2 separate regions of the Homo sapiens genome follow, and region 2 is linked to region 1. A link is a contact called in ENCODE Hi-C data. All regions are on one chromosome and are shown on one strand. The core of a region is the stretch at or near the end of the contact, and the rest is flanking DNA. Distances in the headings are between cores, read along the strand shown. Region 1 holds the start of XIRP1 (xin actin binding repeat containing 1). Region 2 holds the start of EIF1B (eukaryotic translation initiation factor 1B).

The links. A loop is a pair of places that touch in the nucleus more often than their neighbours do. Pooled maps may share reads with other maps.
Region 2: a loop to region 1 is called in a pooled map of heart left ventricle, with 4 times the contacts of the local background. The contact joins the promoter of EIF1B here to the promoter of XIRP1 in region 1. A Hi-C loop is called at or near these places in 1 of 168 maps with a recorded cell type or tissue (transverse colon) and 7 of 50 pooled maps.

The regions. Positions count from the first base shown.
Region 1 is chr3:39,191,141-39,196,694 of GRCh38, forward strand. It overlaps XIRP1 (xin actin binding repeat containing 1), which reads right to left and starts at 1,455. Exons shown (of 2, transcript NM_194293.4): 1 at 1,306-1,455. RefSeq lists an enhancer at 226-1,215.
Region 2 is chr3:40,306,424-40,312,785 of GRCh38, forward strand. EIF1B (eukaryotic translation initiation factor 1B) reads left to right here and starts at 3,284. Exons shown (of 4, transcript NM_005875.3): 1 at 3,284-3,549; 2 at 4,470-4,633; 3 at 5,047-5,148; 4 at 5,547-6,001. The coding sequence starts at 3,519. The coding sequence ends at 5,591. EIF1B-AS1 (EIF1B antisense RNA 1) reads right to left here and starts at 3,275. Exons shown (of 3, transcript NR_033965.1): 1 at 2,900-3,275. LOC124906228 (a long non-coding RNA gene) reads right to left here and starts at 2,388. Exons shown (of 2, transcript XR_007095876.1): 1 at 291-2,388. RefSeq lists an enhancer at 3,015-3,374 and silencers at 3,645-3,694, 6,215-6,362.

The sequences.
Region 1 (5,554 bases), core at 205-2,704:
CTGGCATGTCCACCAAAGACATCAGAACCTTTGGGGAATGTGAGCTCTGAAACCTGCAGCCTGAGTCTCATCAAAGCTCTGGGTGGTTTTCTTTCATTTCTGAGCTCCAATGAGGATCCCCTGCCCAAGGCAAACCTGAGCCTGTCTCCACCTCTACTCCATCCTGTCACCACCAGGGTGGCCTGAGCAGATGGTGTGTGCACACCATCAGCTTCACCCCACCCCCGCCCCCAGGAATTTCCAGAATCTCTGCTAAGGCCACAGACAGTTATTATCATGGAGTCCAGGGATGTCAGGCCTAAGGACCCTCAGAGGTCACTCAATCTAAACCCCTTATTGTTCAAATAGGGAAACAGAGGCCCAAAGAGGGGAAAGGAGCTGTCCAAGGAGGCTCAGCAAGGCAGTAGCAAAGCCTGAAGCATGTCTCCTGACTCCTGGCCTTCCCACCACCATCTTTGCCTGGCTTGAGACTGCTGGGACAAGTGTAGAGTCAGGACAGAATTCATAACTGGGACCAGACTTACGTGGGGTGAGCCCCAAGAACTGTCCTAGAGCTTGGTCTCCTAGGGCTGGGCCAGCCTCTCAGGATGGTCCCCCTGCTGTCCTCGGGTCACCTCCTCCTTGGCCCAGCTGGCTCCATATGTCTTTACATCTGGGCAAATTCAGATCTGGTCTCCCTCCCGTGAGCCCCCCAAATCTGCCCTGGGGGCTTTCCCACTGGGCAAGACTATGGACATGGGCAGAGTCCGAATTCCACCCCAGGTTTTAGGCTATGATATGTAGGGAGCTGGGCTCCGGCCAGCCCCTGGGAGCTATCCCTGGGCCAGATATGCCAAGAGTGTCATCCACAACAACTAGGCATGGGGCTTGTTCTAGCAATGCACACTCAGGCCTACTTACAGCCCCCTGCCCCCACCTCTCTCCTGTTCCTCCTTCCTCCAGATCCTGGGCCTGCCTGAAGCTTCCCTGGGAGGAAGCCCTGAAGCCTGAGGCACTCCATACCTGTATTTTAAAAATCACAACTCCAGGCCTTTCTGGATCATGCCAGCCTGGCAGGAGCCTATCCTTTCTGCTAGCTTCAGGCCTGTGGCAGCCACTCTGAGAGCTCCCATGGGGCTCACACTGTCTTTACCTCCTTTGTGGGTTCTTTATGTCTGAGACTTCCACTCACCTCCTCCCATGCATGCCCCTCAATCTCCTTCCCCTACTCAGAGCCATTCCTAATACGTCCATTTCAGAAGGAGAGGGGATCCCAGCTGTGAAAGCCAGCCTTGCTGTGGAAGGATGGAGAGGTAGGTTACTCACCAAGGGTCTCTCTTGGCTGATGGGGTGTTTGTGGTCTGTAGCAGCTGTGGTCTCAGGGTTCGTCGTTCCTCTGGAGGTTCTTGTTCAAATTGGTTCTGTTCTGCTGGCTCCAACAGACACCTTCTTGCTGCCCTGGCTCCAGGTCTCTGTCCCCTGCCAGCCCCAGCAGCTGCCTTTATCTTGCTGGCTAGTGGGTGGGCCGTGGTGGGGGCGGGTGGGAGAGGCTATGTTCCGAGTATTAAGTGGTTCGGTTATTTTTAGGTCTTGTGGAAGTCACTCTTCCATCCTGGGGAATCAGTTACATGTCCTTTGGGCTGGGGAGGGGAAACAGAGGGGGAGAAGCTTCATTCATCCAAAGTCTGATCTGGGGATTGGGGTCAGTGACTCAGCTGGGTTGTGAGGTTGGGGGTGTCCCAGACTATTTTGAGAGAGTGACTAAGAAGAGGCATCTGACACCTTGGACAGCTTGCTCCCGTCTTGTGAGCCCCCATCATTCTACTCTGGCCCTGCCTCTGACTCTTCCTGACGTGTCTCCACCCACCGTGCCAGGAGACTGGAGGTCTCCTGAGGGCAGGCTGGGCACCTCCTCCTCTGTTCTGAGCCTGGATACCTCTGAGTGTGATGCTCAGCTCTCTTTCTTCCCCATTCCCTTCTGCACTAAAGAGTTCCTTCTTTCTTATCCATTCCACCCTGTGCCCCACAGCACAGGTCAACACAGCCCCGATGAAGCTGGATTTGGGGGGAAGACATCTGAATGACCAGGCCCAGCTCTTCACTGGGCCGAGATTGGCCAGGCCCAGCTCCTCCTTTGCACCACTACACCCAGTTAATTTTTGTATTTTTAGTAGAGATGGGGTTTCACCATGTTGGCCAGGCTGGTCTCGAACTCCTGACCTCAGGTAATCCACCTGCCTCGGCCTCCCAATGAATGAATTCCACAGCAGGACTCTATGGTTTTCATTCCAGATTATCTGAGTCCTTTCTTCTCGACTCTTCCCTCTGACTCAGGGCCCAGGCTTTCTGGGAATGGAGGGGAGGGGAAGGGCGGCATGCAGGGAGCTGACCGTGGGGTTATTTCTGACCCTGGAGTCATCAGCTTCCCAGTCACAGATGGAGTGGCGGCGGGGGTGGGGGGGTCACACCTGCCTCCTCCTTTGCTTACCAGGGCGTGAGGGGCCCAGGAGGCCCAAGAGATCCTGGCAGTCAGACCAGTGTGGTGAAGGATGTCAGGGGACCATCTGCAAAAAACTCGAAAGAGGTGTTTTGTCCTAGGTGGGCCTGGCCCAGGCTCCATGCCTGTGGGTATGCAGGTGCATTCTGTGGCCTGGCACATGAGGTCTTCCTTCTGACTCCCCAAATGCCCTCTGGTACCAGGGGGTGATGCCAGACATTGCTCACTTTTTCCATGTAGTCAATGTCAGTCCTGCAGCGTCAGCTGGGATGGGGGTAAGGACATCTGGGAACCCCCTCTTCCTGGTCTCCCTCCCTCTTGTCTCTTCCCCTGCTCTTTTCTAGCCCTCTGCCTGTCCCCCAGGCTCCTGGCTCTCTCTAGGAAGGGCAGGGAGACCGATGTACCAGTGTTTCAGGGAAAGGGCAGCCTTAGGTTTCTCAGGATTTCTCCTGGGAGGAGCTTTCTCCCTGTGGGTACTGAAATTTCTTACTTTCTAGGATAGTTTTGAGAATTGAAGGAATTATTATATGAAAAGAGTGCCTCCAGCCAGGCACGGTGGCTCACGCCTGTAATCTCAGCACATTTCGGCAGGCTGAGGCTGGTGGATCACTTGAGGTCAGGAGTTCGAGACCAGCCTGACCAACATGGTGAAACCTTGTCTCTACTAAAAATATAAAAAATTAGCTGGGTGTGGTGGCACACACCTGTAATCCCAACTACTTGGGAGGCTGAGGCAGGAAAATTGAATCTGGGAGGCAGAAGATGCAGTGAGCTGGGATCGCACCCCTGCACTCCAGCCTGGGCGATAGAGCAAGACTCTGTCTCAAAAAAAAAAAAAAGTGCCTGAGAGTACTTAGCACATAGCCTATGCTTTAGAAGAGCCAGCTATTATACTGTATATAATATAAAAAGAGAAAAGCCCCTAGGTGGAACTCACTTTTGTACTCACCTCCTGTGATAACTCATGGGAGAAATTCCTCAGGCCTCAATATTAGGAAAGAGGCTCTTCCTGAGCACTTGGTTTCTTTGTATCTAGTACAGCTGTGCTGTCCAATAGAGTTGCCACTAGCCAAATGAGGCTATTTAAATTTAAGTACATTAAAATGAAATAAAATAAAAACTCAGTTATTTCACTACACTAGCCATATTTGAAGTGCTCCATAGAGACAAGTGGCTAGCAACTATTATATTGATTTTGTTTGCTTGTTTGTTTTTGAGACGGAGTTTCGCTCTGTCGCCCAGGCTGGAGTGCAGTGGCGCGATCTCGGCTCACTGCAACCTCCACCTCCCGGGTTCAAGCGATTCTACTGCCTTAGCCACCCGAGTAGCTGGGATTACAGGTGTGTGCCACCGTGCCCAGCTAATTTTTGTATTTTTAGTAGAGATGGGGTTTCACCATGTTGCCCAGGCTGGTCTCAAACTCCTGACCTCAGGTGATCCACCTGCCTCCGCCTCCCAAAGTGCTGGGATTACAGGCATGAGCCACCGCACCCAGCCTGAAACTATTATATTGAATAGTGCAGAATGTTTGCATTATTTCAGAAAGTTCTACGGATAGTGCTGTTATAGATGTTAAAATAAATAAGAAAATAAATTTTTCTGGAAGGAGAATTGTCAATAGAATAAACAATTTTTATGACATATGGTGTTTCTCTTTGACTTGGCTGCTAGGAAACTCAGAGCTAAATTTTTAACCTAGCAAGTAGACTTTATGGTCCAAATCCTGTGTAATGAGGGTGACCAACTTTTTGTTGTCTGTCTCTGAGGAGTTTTGCAAGACAAGGGATGTTCAGTTTTAAAACTGGAAAAGTTCTAACAAAACCAGGACAAGCTAGTCACTCTATGTGTAATGATCTAATGATATCACATCATCATGGTATTAATTATGAGGCTGTCAAGATAGTAAACTAGGCATTATTTACTGGAGTATCTTTAGTGGTATTAAGAAGGTAAACTGAGGCACAATAAATTTTTTAAGAGTTTATTTGTGCAAACAACAATTTTTGAATCAGGCAGTCCCAAACCAGAAGTGGCTTGGGAACTCTACTGAGGGAGCACAAGCGGGAGGTTTTTATAAGACAGATACAGAAGTAAAGCAAATATAATATTTGATTGGTTACAGTTATACAGTTGCCTTATTTGATCTATCCCATTGGAAAGTCCCTGGTTATATAATTATTTGTGCTGGCTGCTTCTCATTAGTTGCACTTAAGTTTTATTTTTCTTTAATATAGGCATTTACAAGAAATAGCTCAAAGGCAGGCATGGTGACTCACACCTGTAATCTGAGCACTTTGGGAGGCTGAGGTGGGAGGATCACTTGAGCCCAGGAGTTGGAGACCAGCTTGGGCAACATAGCGAGACCTCATCTCTACAAAAAATAAAAGAAAATATTAGCTGAGTGTGGTGGCATGCAATTGTTGTCCCAGCTACTTGGGAGGCTGAAGTGGGAGAATCGCTTAAGCCAGAAAGGTGGAGGCTGCAGTGAGCCGTGATTATGCCACTGCATTCCAGGCTAGGTGGCAAAGTGAGATCCTGTCTCAAAAAAAAGAAAAGAAAAGAAAAAAGAAAGAAGGAAGGAAAGAAGGAAGGAAGGAAGGAAAAGGAAGAAAGGAAGGAAGGAAAAAGAAAGAAAAAGGAAGGAAGGAAGGAAGGAAAGAAGAAAGGAAGAGCTCCAGTTTTGCATGTCTGCAAATCAAGCAAGGGTAAGGTCCCTTACGAGACCTAACTTGTTTTGCCTGCTCAGGGATGCTTCAGGTCTGAGCTCCATTTTTTTAACAGTGGAGATACTGTGCATCTATTTCTTTAAGCTCTCTCAAATCATTTTGGGAACGAGGCTGGAAATAAATAAATATCCTGAGGTTGAACAGCTGATCTTTGCCAACAGGCAGAGAGGTGCTCGGGGAGGGGGTATGAGGGAAGGGTGGTTCCCTTCCAGCTATCGCAGTCCTCTCTTTGGGAGCCTACTGGTTTTTAGGGTCCAGGGCATCATCTCCTACCAGCCCCTCCCTCCAAGTAGGGCTCCATCAAAGTTGGGTTTGGGCAGAAATTCACGCATAAATCATGAAGGAGCCGAGT
Region 2 (6,362 bases), core at 2,034-4,533, 1.1 Mb after region 1:
AGAAGTTCCACATCTCCCAAGAACAGGCCTGCTGTAGCATCTTTGTTGTGCTCAGTCACTGGCTAGGAATGGCTGATGGGAAGTGTGGCCTCAACGGGATGCAATGCTGAATTCAGAGCATAGCAGCTGGGGCTATTCATCAGTTATGCCCACTAACGCAGGAAATCTGAATGGTGCATTATCACATCCACCACGGTAGGCAGCCTAAGGATGGATGAGGACCCAAGTTTCCAACCAGATAATACATCCTCATGACCAGCAGATATAAGAAACAGCTGCAAAAAACCCACCATTGCCTTCATTGTGGGCAAACTGCTAGGGATGCTTCCACTACATCACAGTGCTCCCTTTATGAGGGCCCAAGAATAATACCTCCTGTGGCTCAGGGCCTGGCAAAGCTATTCCTCCTGCGCAACTGGTATGTTTTCATCCTGTAGACAAGATTTTCTAGCTGACTTCTTCTTTGTCTTAACTATCAGAAAGTTAGAACCAGACTTGGGGTTCTACCTTCAGCTTTAGGTGCTTTTTAATTATTATCTTCTATAATTCCTTTACTCAGCACAACTGTTCTCTGTGAGTGATCTAAAATGCTTTTCTGAATTAAGACAAGAAATAATTACCTTAACCTAGGCTGGTACCATTTAGAACTAAAAATGCTAGATTTTAAATGCTTCAGTTTATTCTTTTTATGATAACTTTACACACAGGCCAAATTCTTTCACTCTAAACTAGTGCTATCTAGTAGAAATAGAGCATGAGCCACATGTAATTTTAAGTCTTTAGTAGCTACATTAAAAAGGTAAAACGAAATAGGTGAAATTAAGACAATTTAGTCTTTGGAAGCCTACTGTATATCTTCTACTTACATCACATCCCAATTTAAATCAGCTATACTGCAAGTACTCAATGGCCACATGTGGCTAGTGGTTTCTGTACTGGACACTGCAGGTCTAAACACAAAGACTATGAATCATGAGAGTTAGAAGAGCCTTAAGAACCACAACTGTATCTAATCTGTATTCATATTGGCTTTGATTAAAGATTTCTGAGCTCCTGGGGGTTTCTTTTTTCTTTCTTTTTTTTTTTTTTTCTCACTCCTGAAGGTTTCTGATGCAAACACTAAATCTAAGAAAAGTGAGTTCTCCTGACAGGGGTAATGACCATGAAACCCTAAGATTTCTGGAATTTTTCTTTTAATTTCTCTGTGTTTGTAGTTTTTTCTTCACTGGATCACCTTTGGCTTCTTCTGAGAAATAAAGTAATATAAAATACTCATGTACATCTACTAAGAAAGAAAGGAAACAAATAGAGATGCATTATCTAGATTACAAATTATTTAGAAATTAGAGTGTTAGAGTATTAACATAGGGCACAAAATTGAACTAATAAAATTACTTTAAAGCACACTTATTTAGATATTTTGATGCTCCTTGTTTTGGAGCCAGCTCTAAACTTTACACCTCAATTTGGGATACGAAGAGTGTTTTCCATTTGAACCAGAGCTGGAAGACCACAAATGTGGTTAGATTTCTGAGAGTTAAGAATTTGATTTTTTTTTCAGGCATTAACCTACAAAAGCCTTCATTTCCACACCTGGTGCATAGAGTAATGCTTACCTTATAAAATAGCTATGAAGATTAATAATGTTATATATAAGCTTTGTAACAGGCAAACAGTAAGTACTAAATAAATGGCACTTATCATCATTGTTAATTACAAAAGATTGTCAAATCCAGGTATTCTTAACCTGCGGTCTGCAGATCCTTGGCTCATGGATAAAACTGCAGGGGTGGAGATCCCTAAAATTGGATGGGGAAAGATTATATCTGCATTTTCATTAACCTCTAAGCAAAATTTACCATTTCTTTCCATTATGAATAAAGGCAACATCATAGTGATAGAAGGACCTGTCACTTCGCACCAACAGAAGTTACACATACTTTCATATTAAATTTCTGATGTTACGGACATCACAAAATATCTCTTACATTTATCAGCTTTTTGAAATTATAGTATTAGACCTAATCTTGCTAGATCTTATTAGTGTATTAATAAAGAAATACACGTTATTAATGTATTTTTTAAATTTCAATATAATTGGTTTCCTTTGTAATCCTATGTACTTTGTGAACTTAAAACTTAACTTCTCATTATTCTGAGAAGGGATTCAGCAGCTTCACAGGATTGCCATGGCACACACAAAAAAGTTAAGAATCCCTAAATTTTAGTCTATCTCTTTGCTTCCAGAAAGCCAACCAAGTTTGACAATTGAACACACCTGCCTGAGTGAGCCAATTCCCAAAGTCTCGGGTTTATTTTTCTGTGCGTGACCTGATAGGAAGATATTACGGTCTGGTACATGACTCCATCAATTAACCTATTTGCTGAGCTCACCTTCAGCTTATACCTGGCATCTTTCCTGAATTCTCTGTTGGGCCTTCTGAGGCACACAAAATGAGCTGACAAGCTGATTTTCTGGTATCTTCTGTTCATACACACCTGGCCCCCACTCGATGCCAGGCCCAGGATTAAGCTGGGCAGTGATTCTCAAGCCTGATCCCAGACCAGCAGGCAGGATCAGCATCACCAAGGAGCTTATGAGAATTGCAGATTTTCAGGTCACACCCTAGACTTCCTGAAACAGAAACTCTGGGGTCTATCAGTGTTTTCTCAAGCCCTCCAGAGACACACGCTTTAGTCTGAGATCCACCGTGCTAGGGAATCGGAGGTCCGTCCAATCCTGGAAAGAGAGGCTCCCATCTCCAGTATTGGTTGAGACTAACACCGCTCCTGCAACTGGGGTTGGAATTTCAATGCAGGTAGTTGCTGAGCGGGGGCCAATGAGTTGAAAGCCGGAGCAAGGGGACTTGTTTTGTTCCTGCACCCCGATTTTACTTACATTACCCGGGGCCTCGAGGGTGACTCATAGAGATTAGCCCTGAGCGTCGACCCCTCGGCGCCGCCACTGCACAGCGAGAGAAGGGGAGTCAAGAGAGACGCTTGAGTCCCTTGACTGTCCTCCCCTACGAGCTCTCTGGGAAGAGAGCCCCAGACCTGCGAACTCTGGGCCGCTCTGCGGCCGCTTGAACACTTCGCGGGTCTTCCGCCCCGCGCTAGAGGACGCACTCCGTGACGGGAATTGCGGTCTCGGCCGCCCCCGGCCTCAGGCTTTCCGGGCTCTGCTGCCTCCAGAAAACTACAAGTCCCAGGATGCTCGGCGCGGGACGGTCACGTGGGAGGGGCCGCGGGCGCGGCTAAATAGTCTCCATCGGCCATTTTGTGCGAGAAGCCGCAGCGCCGCCTCTTCTCTCGCGCCCTCGCCTCTTCCTCCGCCTCCTCCTTCGCCTCTTCCTGCCTCCTCCCGGCTTCCGCCGCCGCCACTCCAGCCTAATCCCAACCCCAGGGCGAAGCGTTTTCTTATTTATTTCCGTTTTCTCGCCACTACAGCCTCCTGACAAGGTGATCCGGGCGGGCCCCGCAGGAATTTTATCCCCTCACCGGCCTCACACTAGTATCGCATGTCCACTATCCAGAACCTCCAATCTTTCGGTAAGATCCCGTCGCCGCCGCCTCCCTCCCTTGCCCGGCGCGCATCTCGGCCTTTTGCCCGCCTGGCCACCGCCCCTAGGGGCCCCCTTTCTGCCCTTCCCGCACCCCTAGTGGGGCTTTGTCTCGGCGCCCAGAAAATGGCGACGGGGCCCCTGGCGACCCCTTCCCCGAGGACAGCGCCGGACTCCGAGCCCTCCTCTCGGAGCCCCGGCCGCGGGCCCTGCGCCACCCCCTGCCCCGTCCTTGACCCGGCTCTCGCCTCCGCTTCTGCCCCTTGAAACCTTGGCGATCCTATTTCGTGGACTCCTAGATCGGCCCTGCTACTTGCAAAGGGTATGCCGGGCCAGGGAAACCAGGGATCGGCGCCCGTTCTCTGGCAGCTCCTGGGGGCACTTAGGGAAAGATGCGGATGCAAGCCTCTGATCTGTCACTGGCCAGTGGTTCAGTCTTCTCTGCTTGCGTAGCAATTTGTTAAATTACGCCTCTTGATATATATGTAATCTACTTTTTTTTTGGCAAGGCACAGTTACGGTTAAATGATTAAGGTGGGCGTATTCGAATGTTTATGTTTTCATCAGAATGTAATCGAGATGACGCACATTTTTATAGCGGCTACAATATTAAGGTTTTCTAAATCTTTTTCTCATTAGAGGACCATATTGAACGATAACATTATTTATCTATAACAGCGTTTTTCTACAATGGACATAGCTGTTCAAATGTTTCTCTTTTTGTGAGAGTATCTTGGGGGTTTTATTAATACTCCACCCCCATCTCCATTCCTACCGGCAAAAACAGCAAAGGCACTAGAACCTTCATTGATGACTGTCTGGATTGGTAGTATAATGTATTTCTGGAAAGTACTTCTTAAAAAATATTTTTCTACTTTGGATTTTTTTTTTTTTTTTATCCATTCGCAGACCCCTTTGCTGATGCAACTAAGGGTGACGACTTACTCCCGGCAGGGACTGAGGATTACATTCATATAAGAATCCAGCAACGGAACGGCAGAAAGACACTGACTACTGTTCAGGGCATTGCAGATGATTATGACAAAAAGAAACTTGTGAAAGCTTTCAAAAAGGTAAAGGGATTAGGAAGAAAGGATTAGAGTTACTGATGCACACCTCTGAACTGGATTATGATTCACACCTTTATATCGGCGTGGATGAAAATAACTAGACCAAGAAAGTTGTTCTCATTTTTGTAATTAACATGTAAATATTTAGTTATTCTCCCAGTGTGGTCTCTCATTTTAAAAGAAGATTCGCGTTGCTTTTAAATAAATTTAAATGTGAAATATTTAGTTCTTGATGTTACACATAAAATCATTTCCTGGTTTACAAATTAATTTGGAAGGATTGTGGATTATAGGAGACAAAATCTGTTTCTCTAAATATGATCTAGCTTACTGAAATGGCTAATTCTGTTCATACGGTGAAATAAAACCTCATAGTAGTTGACTAAATTTTGTTGTATATTTATGCACTTTTCCAGAAATTTGCCTGTAATGGTACTGTGATTGAACATCCTGAATACGGAGAGGTTATTCAGCTTCAAGGTGACCAAAGAAAAAACATCTGCCAGTTTCTCTTGGAGGTGAGTGATTGGGTGCTTTATGTGTAACCTTGAGATTGCTTTTAAAATTGTATTTAAAGGCAACATGATTTGTTTTCTACTAAGTAAAAAATCATACGAATGAAGGAAATTAGGTGAAATAAAGACATGGTAGTTATTTGGAAAGCAAAGACCTTTATCTGGTTTATTTTGTCATTAGAGTATTCTGATCATTTCTTTATATACACACACAGGCTATTTCTTGGCATGTAAAGTATTCAAATACGTGTTGAATTGTTGGCTATCAGCAGTGCATGCCACAGACAACAGTGTTGCAGTAAGCTGTTGATAGTGATTCTTTTTAATTACTCTTCCATGTTTTCTTAATGAATTTTTATATTTCTCAGAGTTATTTTGCTAAATTAGATTTTATTTTACAGGTTGGCATTGTAAAGGAGGAACAGCTTAAGGTTCATGGATTCTAAAATGAACCTAAATACGTGGAGAATTTCTTGAATAGTTTTGTTCTCTAAACCCGGTTTGGCTGCCTTGTGAAATGATTCCCTGCAGTAAACGGACTTTTCATTTATTTAATCATTCAAACTTCCATTCACATCTGCATGATTACAGAAAACATGGGGTATGTAGACTAGTAACACATAAGAAAATTGCAGTAAGATGGTAACAAAACCTCATATTGTCTTTACATGTTTCCAATGGAAAATGTTTTGAGTGTTTATTGTTCAGTTTATTACGTTTCACTTGATTAAATTTTTTTGTTGTTGTATTAAACCATGTACGTTGCAGCTTAACAATAAAAAAAAATCTATGAATCTTTGTGAGCAATTATGCTCCCAAATCTAAGCAAGTAAAATACACATTTTGTCTTTCTTAATTGGAGTTCTCTCATTCTGCATATATTCCTTCTGATTAGCTTCAGCTGTTACACCCAGCGCTTAGAGGAGAACCTTATATCCAGTGCTAGAGAACCTTTGTTATTTGTAGCTTGTGTTTTTCATGTACTGATTTAAGAATAGAAGCAGGAGTAGAAATTCAGCCAGAGCCACTAGTCATGGCAAAGCAAGTAAAAGTTGTCAAAGAATTTATCAGATTGTAGTATTAAATGTTGTTAAAGAGTATGAAGTTTAACAGTATTAGAACATAGAGTTCTTTTCTGTGTTCTTATCAGTTGTTACTGAGTTGCCAACATAAGTCTATCCCTAAGTACCAGATACTGTAATAGTCTTGTGACATAA